2 separate regions of the Homo sapiens genome follow, and region 1 is linked to region 2. A link is an interaction called in ENCODE POLR2A ChIA-PET data of the cell type or tissue named here. Cell type or tissue: PC-3. All regions are shown on one strand. Links, peaks and the distances in the headings refer to the core of each region. The heading gives the core; the rest is flanking DNA. Region 1 has its middle 8.3 kb from the start of EPCART. Region 2 overlaps UBE2E3 (ubiquitin conjugating enzyme E2 E3).

Region 1 (4,411 bases), core at 123-4,122, 870 kb after region 2:
AGTAAGAATCTCTCTCTTTTTAAAATAGTTCCCAATCTCTTACAGAATACTTTTTACTTTAACATTAATATATCCTTTAAAAATTTACTTGGTGAGCCAGGCACAGTGGCCCACACCTGTAATCTCAGCACTTTGGGAGGCTGAGGCTGGCGGATTGCTTGAGCTCAGGAGTTTGAGACAAGCCTGGGCAACATGGAGAAACCCTGTTTCTACAAAACAAAACAAAAATTAGCAGGGTGTGGCAGCACATGCTTGTAGTACCAGCTACTCGGGAGGCTTAGTTGGGAGGATGGCTCGAACCTGGGATGTTGAGGCTGCAGTGAGCAGCCTGCTGAAGTCTTGTCAAGAAGTACATTCAATGAGTATTTATTGAGCACTTTTTCTGTGCCCAACACATGGCAAGGCAACCAGAATATTAATATAACACCATCCAGCCTACACCTGAGAAGCTCACACCTTTATCCCAGTCCATTTGTGTGTATTGCCTATTCATATGCAGCATAGTCAGTCATTTATTTAACAGGTACCAATGACATAGTAACAAGTGCCAGGAACTGTGCTGGTTCAGAGTTAGAAATATAAATACAACATACATTCAGTCTTCTAGGTACTCACAGACTAGTAGGAGAAAGAGAGAGTACCTAATGGGAAATCTCTGTGAAAAATGCTTAAGGGAAATACATCAAAGGCACTGTAGTAGCAAAGGTAATTAGCTTTATCCAGGTGCATCAAGGAAATCCACACAACCATTGGGCATGCTCAAAGCAATACTGCTAGATACACAAAGAGAGTCCTTAGTTTTCTCATGTATATAGACAGCAAGCTTCTTACCAATATGTCTCAATTTATCCTAAAAGAATACCACGCTCAGACCACCACCAAATGGCTCTGTCTCTGGGCACGGTTACCACTTGGCATCTGCTGAGATGTACAGTGAGGGTATTAATTACTGCTCGCTGTGTGATAAATGTGGTTGATAGTTCTTGATGAGGTCAGTGTTTTGTGGATCTTGGATTAATGACTCCAATTTGACAGACAGCAAGCCACTAAATGGTTACCAGGTGGCAAAAATATTGTGTTACCCTAGGTAGAACCGAAGAGAGTAATATAGCTATGAAATCACCTCATAGTAGGATTAATTACTTGTAAGCATATTTTTCCAAATAATCTTAAGCAGAAAGTCTAAGTTTTTCTATTTTTATATTTAGAAAACAAACTAATTCTTAGTGGACTCAACCAAAAATCAAAGAAATTATTCAGACATAAAATACAGATTTAAAGTCACTGAAGCATGATGAAGGATATCAACTTCAGAGTGCACAGCAAATATCTAGCCTTTGGAAAGAAAGGGCCACATACATGTTAAGTAATTTAACTTTACCACTTACATATTTAACTGTTTAAATAGCCTAAGTACATTTATGATAAGACATTTAGCAGAAGACATTTCCTCAGCTTCTTCAGAAAAAATCCTACTAGTATATTATCTTAAAGTACTCACCAAAAAAAAAAAAAAATACAACAGAGATATATTTGTTTCCTGTCTAGTGAAAACAGCAAAAATCTCAACATATGGCTCTCTTACCTCCTCATGAGGCCATGAGCTTATTGAGGAGGAAGCCATTTGTCAATTATGCTTATACTCTCAGAACATAGCATAGGGTCCAATATATGGGTAAATAATTTTGTTGAGTCATTTAACAACCAAATCTGGACGATGGAGATTGAGCCTTGGCACACATTCCATCATGTGTATAGGACCTCCACCCCTCATGAGTCAATCTGCAGAGAGGCAAACAGTGCCAGTCACTGTGCACACAGACACAGTATGTGAGGGTACAGTAAAAACAGAAATACAGAATTTAGAGTCACTTTCCTTAAGGAGCTTAATATAGTTCTTGAAGAAGGGTGGTTGTTAGTGGGCATGACTATTTTGTGTCCCAAGGACTAGAACATTGCAACCCAAAATTCTTTGTACAAGTTTTAATCTAAAATGCAGGTCTAACCTATGGCCTCTCCACTTATGCACCTTGTATTGTCATAGAAAACTGCTAATGTAACAATAAAACCTGATGTTATTTGCCAGTGATGATTTTAAATGGTCAATCATGCCATTTCTTGGCTAAAAACCTCTACTAACTCTCCCATTTTTCTTAGGGTAAAAAGCCAATGCTCGCCTAAAATCTAACTTCCCTTTACTTTCCTTCTTCACCTTGAGCACTAGCAGTCCTCTTCCATCTCAGCTTTTGCATGGCGCTTCCTATTCTCTTGTCCCAGAACCTTCTTCTCACAACCTTTCTATGTTCAAGTCTTTGCCCACAGGTTACTTTCTCAACGAAGTTTAGCCCACATACCCTGTTTACGATTGGAACTGAAAGGAATTAGTATATGCTACCCAAAAATATGCCATAAGAATTATTTTGAACTGAAGACAATTGAGAAACAGCACATAGAGGAAGGGCTTTCTGTCCTACTTTTTTTTTTTTTTTTTTTTTGTCTAAAAGCAGGAAATACATTTTCCTTTGTAAAATGTCCTTCTTCCCCTTTTTCATGAAGAGAAGATTCATTACTAGAGATGGCACCAACTTGAGTCCACATAACAAACCTTACTAAATAACCCTTATCTCCTCCTTATATTTACCTTCTCACAATTTACTCCCCCTACTAGCCCACACCTTCCCTTTCCTTCATCTAGTCACTTCTCCACAATTTATCATCCTATGTTGAGATGTTATATAAGCCCCAAGTTTTAACCATCCCATTAAAGTTACTCCTCACTGAGCTCTCCCACATGTATGTGCATTGCATACATAAATAACCTGGGTTTTTTTTTCCTCCTGGCAATCTATCTTTTATCAGTTTAATTTGCAGACCCCAGGTCCTGAACCTAAAAGATGGTAAGGAAAAATATTTCTTTCCAACAGAACCTTTTTCACCTAGAGTTTTCTATCCTTCTTATTGTGTTTTATTTTCTGTACGGCACTTATAATGCTCTAACATACTTCATGTGTTTAGGATTGACTTCCCTCTTCCAGAAAGTAAGCTCCATGAGGACAGGGATTTTTATCTCTTTTGTTCTCTGATGTATCCTCAGTGCCTTAAGGAGTGCCTGACACATAGAATGCATTGTTGAATTAGTCAATAATCAATCAATTATAACCACCATGACCTTTGCACATGAGCACTACACATAAAGAGCTGATAGAGATTATTAGGAAATTAGAGTTTAATTTCTTATTGGGGTGGAAGAGTAACAAATCATGAAGAAGTCACACTAGAAATGTACCCTTCTCAACATTTATCATAAAATATTTTTATAAGCATCAAAAAAACTTATTAACAAGAAAAACAATTCGGAATAAATTGTTATTTTGAAAGCAATTTTAGAGTTTTTGGAATAATGGAAAATGCCTATGCACACTACAAGGAAATTTACCAGCAAACACAGACTTTGGTTCAGTCTTCATCATATATATTTTTAAAAGCATCAGGTAGCCTACCCTTACAGAGAAATTTGCTCTCCAATTATACACATATATAAATGATTGCTATGTGAATATGATGTTTCAGTCACTATCCCAACTCTATATTAAGTGACTAGCCCAAAGTCACCTACAAAATTGCTTTTATATACCCAACACATGGCTGTAAAACCCTATATGTGAGATATTTTCTTATTTTCATAATCAATTTTAATGTTTTATGATTATTTTTTAAAATGTCCTCCAGGAATAGAGCAAGTAACTTGAGAACCTTGATCAAAATAAATTCGATTAGAGCCAGAAGTGAACAATTTCCTGAGCAGCATGTCTAGATTGTTTCTAAACTATGATGAATTTCCACTATATATTGTTTTCTATTTTATTATATTCAAAATATGTTGAGCTTTTAGTGTGTAAAAATGGCTCAAGAATCTTGACTGTACAAGTAACCATAAAATAAGAACTGTTTTCTAATCTTGGAAACATAAATTGTTGAATCACTATTAAATCCAAATTTAATTTAGTTATATTTCATTTAAATCGATAACATTATTGATTGCATGATATATCATTACTCTATGTATCACTAAGAAAGAATAAAACACTGAAAATTGTAAATGTAAGATGTCTTTGATTCTAATACGCATTCCGATTTCAGAGATTTTAAAATGGGGAAAACGTCTATCTGAATCAATGAGTCATTTTCTAATATTTAGGGTATTTATAACCAGGGTAGCCAAATATTCTCCTTTTCTACCAAGAAAACAATAAGAACAAATTAATTATTTGAATAAGCTACTATTGAGGAAGGTTGTTCTTGTGACACTGAGGATTATCAAATACTATACTAGACTCAAGAAAAATTGTAAAATAGCCTATAGTGGAATAGCTCTGGCTAGCATGAGAAAAATAATTATTCGTGATCCACA
Region 2 (4,411 bases), core at 173-4,172:
AGTGAAAGAACACAGAGCAGCAATTGTAAATCTCTGCTAATACAGTAGCCACTAGCTACCTGTGGCTATTTTAAGTCCTTAAAAGGTGGTGTATATTTTAACACTACATTTCAAAAACACTGTACAAAAAAATTATGAAATATCTCATTAATTTTTATATTACATTAGTAATTTTTCATATTTGAGTTTAAAAATCTTAAAATTCATTTCCTTTGTTTTAAATTCTAATGTGGCTACTAGAAAACTGAAAATTACATACGTGGTATGCATTACATTTTTATTGGAAAGCACTGTTGTAAATCATGGCAATCAAATCTATGAATTTAGAGGGTTTTCTTCGTTCGTAATCATTCCTAAGTTTGTCTTCAAAAAAAGTATTGTGAATTGATAGGTATCTGCCAGCTTAAACATTCTCTATGTACTTTATCCTTCTATACTTTTTCATACAACCTCTTAGGATGCCTTACCTAACGCAGTGAGCAACAGAAAATAAACATTAATGAATAATATAGATTAAACATGAAACTAGATCAAAGGGCATTATATTGTTAATTGTGTACTAGTACTCTTATGCAGCCAACAAGTGATATGCATACATTTTCAGTAAAAAAAGAAATCCATTAAAACATTCCAGATGTGATCAGTAGGCCAGCCATAAAGTCAACCTCATCCCTACTATTTCATTTGCCAGCAAATGCTAGGTGTGGAAGGCCATATGTATTTCTAGCTAATGCCAACTAGGCTTCTATGATACTGTACTGTCTGCTGCTTGGGATATTCAAGCCCTTCAATCTCCATATGCAACAGCTGGAAAACTACAACTTCTTTGTAAACTTCCATTATTAAAGCAAAGACATGTACAAACACATTTCTTTTCGTCAACAAATACTTAATAGTAAAGACAGTCTTGCCATTTTAGATGATTAAAAAATAATAAAAATTTAAAATCCCCTCATCCATACTTGAAAACAGTATATTAACAGATATGAAAGGTGAACTGCATCCAGCTTGTTCTCTTTCTCTCCGCCCTCCCCAATTTGTTACCCAAGTCTCTATAACCACCACAACTGGTTATATGCTAATCTGTCACCTTCGAAATCCCAGCTCCTCTTTTCAATACCCTGTAAAGATTTCCTATGGCCTTTACATGTAAGAATCCTTACCTTCAGTTTTGACAGGGCTCTTAGGCCATTTCAGGCTCCTAATCTCCTTTATTTTTTTCTTCACTTTTCTGCCTATTCCTTCTCTTATGCTTAAGCAAACCTACTTATCTGGTGCTGTATCAATCCATCCCTTCTCCAAATTGTCTCTTTTGTTGTATTTCCACTTCTTGATGTCCCACCCTCTACATTCACAGTTGGGGGTGTGGGGGGTGGAGGACTTCTGGGACTCAAGGCAAAACATAATTGTATGTTTCTTTTCCCCAGCCATTTAAGAAGCTCGAAAATTCTACTTTCGAAATCCAAGCTCTCAACTTTCTGGAGGCTACTCTGTATTTCTCTCCCACCTCTCTTTCCTGATTAAGTGACATATTTTACCTCATTTCATTTCCTCACTCTAATTTACATTAAATGTAGTAACTCATGTTTCTAAAACACTAGAGCTTTAAAGGAACTCTGGAGTACAGAAAACCAAAAATTCTTAAGCATTCTTCTGAAGTAGTGGTTCAAAACTTTCAACAGGTTTCTGAAAGAGTCCAAGTAATGCAAATTGTCCCAAGTTGTTTCCAATTTTTGCCTCTTTAAGAGTCAGTGTGTCATATTCTCCATCTCATCACAGTAAATCTTAATATCTTCATTACTGATATGAGTTGATGATGCACAACATACATTATTTGTAATGTTGATGCAAATATTTTAAACACACATCAAATGCTAATGTGCTTAAAATTTTGTTCCTTTTCAAAGCACAAGAATTCTTACTTTACGTAACAGTTTCAATCAATGCCTTTACGATTTTGCTTATGAATTTAAAAAGTTACTCTCACTTTGGAAGCCCGAGGTGGTCGGATCACACGATCAGGAGATCGAGACCATCCTGGCTAACACGGTGAAACCCCATCTCTACTAAAAATACAAAAAATTAGTCAGGTGTGGTGGTGGGCGCCTGTAGTCCCAGCTACTCAGGAGGCTGAGGCAGGAGAATGGCGTGAACCCGGGAGACAGAGCTTGCAGTGAGCTGAGATCAAGCCACTGCACTGCAGCCTGGGCGACAGAGCGAGACTCTGTCTCAAAAAAAAAAAAAAAAGGTTATTCTTTAAGGTCTAATCCTGGCCACCACACTATACAACTCAGGGGATACCATTTATACTATACTTACTCTGTGCTGTGCTATGCTGAATACAGAGTACAGTATGAATGGTACCCCCTGGAGTTGTACAGTGTTAACATTTTAGATTCAACCAGTAATATATATGCCTATTTGCAAAGTTTTCCAATAGCTTAACCCTTTACAAAATGTAAGATTTTCATCCATCTTATGTTTAGATTATAGAAGTTGTGATTAACAGTTTTTTAAATCACTATTCATGTATCCCAATGTCACTTAATAATCTTAACCCCATGTTGTAGAAAGCTACTTTAATAGATTTTTTAAAGAGGTGTTTGTTTTATAATACAGTGAGTCTTATTCTGAACACCTAGTGAACAAAACTTTAAAACTATAAATATGTATGTATCTAATACATCTAGAAATTGGGTTAAATGCCAAGAACAAAAATTGCAAAAGGCAGCTGGAAACACAAAACAATCACCAAACTGTATTAATATTCTTTATTCTGTATCACTGATCATTGCTATTTGTGGGCCAGAACCACTTTCAAAAGTATATCTTGTTATTACAACTGGTTTTAATACTTCATTTTTCAAAATGTTCTTTCATAAACATGCCTGTTTATTTGTCCATATAACTGCTTTTTATATCATTATATGTAAAATATACCAGTTACATAATATCTAAAACACTTAAGAATGATGAAACAGGTATTATTCACATTTCTGAGAATCAGAGGAGATAACTTGCTCAAGCTTTTACAGTTACTCAATTGTAAAGCCAAGACTTGAACTTCCATTTGTCTAAGTCCAAAGCCCTTTATCTGAGTCATGTGGATGTCCTTGATGTACAACAAGGTCTGTTTTATATTTTGGTTTTCTTTTTTTTTGGGAGGGGTGGAGGGCGGGAGGGTGCCTATAATGAAAAAAAACAAAAAATAAGTATGGCAAGGATGTGGACAAATTGGAACCCTCATACGCCGCTGGGAAAGTAAAATGGTACAGCTTTTGTGAAAAGCAGTTCAATGTTTCCTCACAAAGACAGAGAAATTATCATATGACACAGCAATTCCACTCCTAGGAATATACAGTGAAGAAATAAAACCACGTATTCAAACAGATGTGTATTTGTGAATCCTTCACAGCAACACTATTCACAGTACCCAAAAGGTGGAAACAACCAAAAGGCTCACAACTGGTGAGGAGATAAACTATACCAAATGCTTTTTTTGGTATTGTGGTATTTCTTGAAATGTTCAGTTTTTCTTCTTTAGCCTACTGTGGAACGTCAGAGTACTAGGAACTGCCATTCTTTGCGGTCATGTAATACCCTTTGTGGAGGGGTATTATTCTCTTATCATAATAAATAAATTCGACCTTTTATAATTTTCATATTCTTGTTCATCAGTGAGATTAGATAACTGTCATTTAGCAGTACTGGTGTTATGTTTAGGGATTCATACTACATTTGCCTCAAAACAAGTTTGAGGTAGCTTCCCATCTTTTCTTATGCTCTAGAATAAAAGACACATGGGACATTTATACCACTTACACATTTAAAACATCTTATCTGCATATCTATAGAGAAAAGTAATTTAATAAACATTAAAAAGTATAAATTGAAAAAAGTTATTTTACAAACAACCTAGTTAATTATGGTTTTCAAATGAATCATCTGTTGATTATCTGAAGGAACTGCCGTTGACGATTTTTTTGTTTTACTCCTTTTTGGATAAAAACGTATCTGTTGCTTTGAGCTCCTCCAAAGTTGCATCTTATTACGTTCTGATTTACTTCTACTTTCAGCTGTTTGCACCACAATTTGATGCTTTCTCATTAAGTCTTTAACTATAGACATGCTCACGCACAGGGCCTTAATATTCTTGTATAGACTTCCCCCGCCCCCACATTATTACCAATGGTGATTTTGCATGATGACATAGGTAAATTATAGGGGGTGCTTAGATTAAGAAATGACTAGCAACTAAAATCAAGTAGGAAACATGATCTTAATTGTTCTTCCATAGCATCACAGAGGATAAATGAATTTCATCATCTCCCCCTGCCCCTTCCCCACTCTCCTTATCCCAACTAAGACCATTAGCCTCAGTACCAGAAACAGAGTACTGCTTCTCACACTA

The links. ChIA-PET counts read pairs that join two places held together with the same protein. Peaks named below come from ENCODE experiments on the same cell type or tissue, not always from the same donor. Only the 100,000 strongest peaks of a DNase experiment are listed, where the experiment ranks them.
Region 1: POLR2A ChIA-PET joins it to region 2 with 5 read pairs; 3 of 35 experiments call an interaction of 5 or more read pairs at or near these places.

Annotation. Positions count from the first base shown.
Region 1 is chr2:180,131,295-180,135,705 of GRCh38, reverse strand. No RefSeq gene overlaps it. Among named protein-coding and RNA genes, the nearest start is that of EPCART, 8.3 kb to the right of the region's middle. In PC-3, for the core only: no CTCF peak of the experiment used is centred there; a DNase peak (open chromatin) is centred at 1,755; H3K27ac peaks cover 1,468 bases.
Region 2 is chr2:180,998,393-181,002,803 of GRCh38, reverse strand. All of the region lies in intron 3 of UBE2E3 (ubiquitin conjugating enzyme E2 E3), which reads right to left. Among named protein-coding and RNA genes, the nearest start is that of UBE2E3-DT, 20 kb to the right of the region's middle. In PC-3, for the core only: no CTCF peak of the experiment used is centred there; no DNase peak of the experiment used is centred there.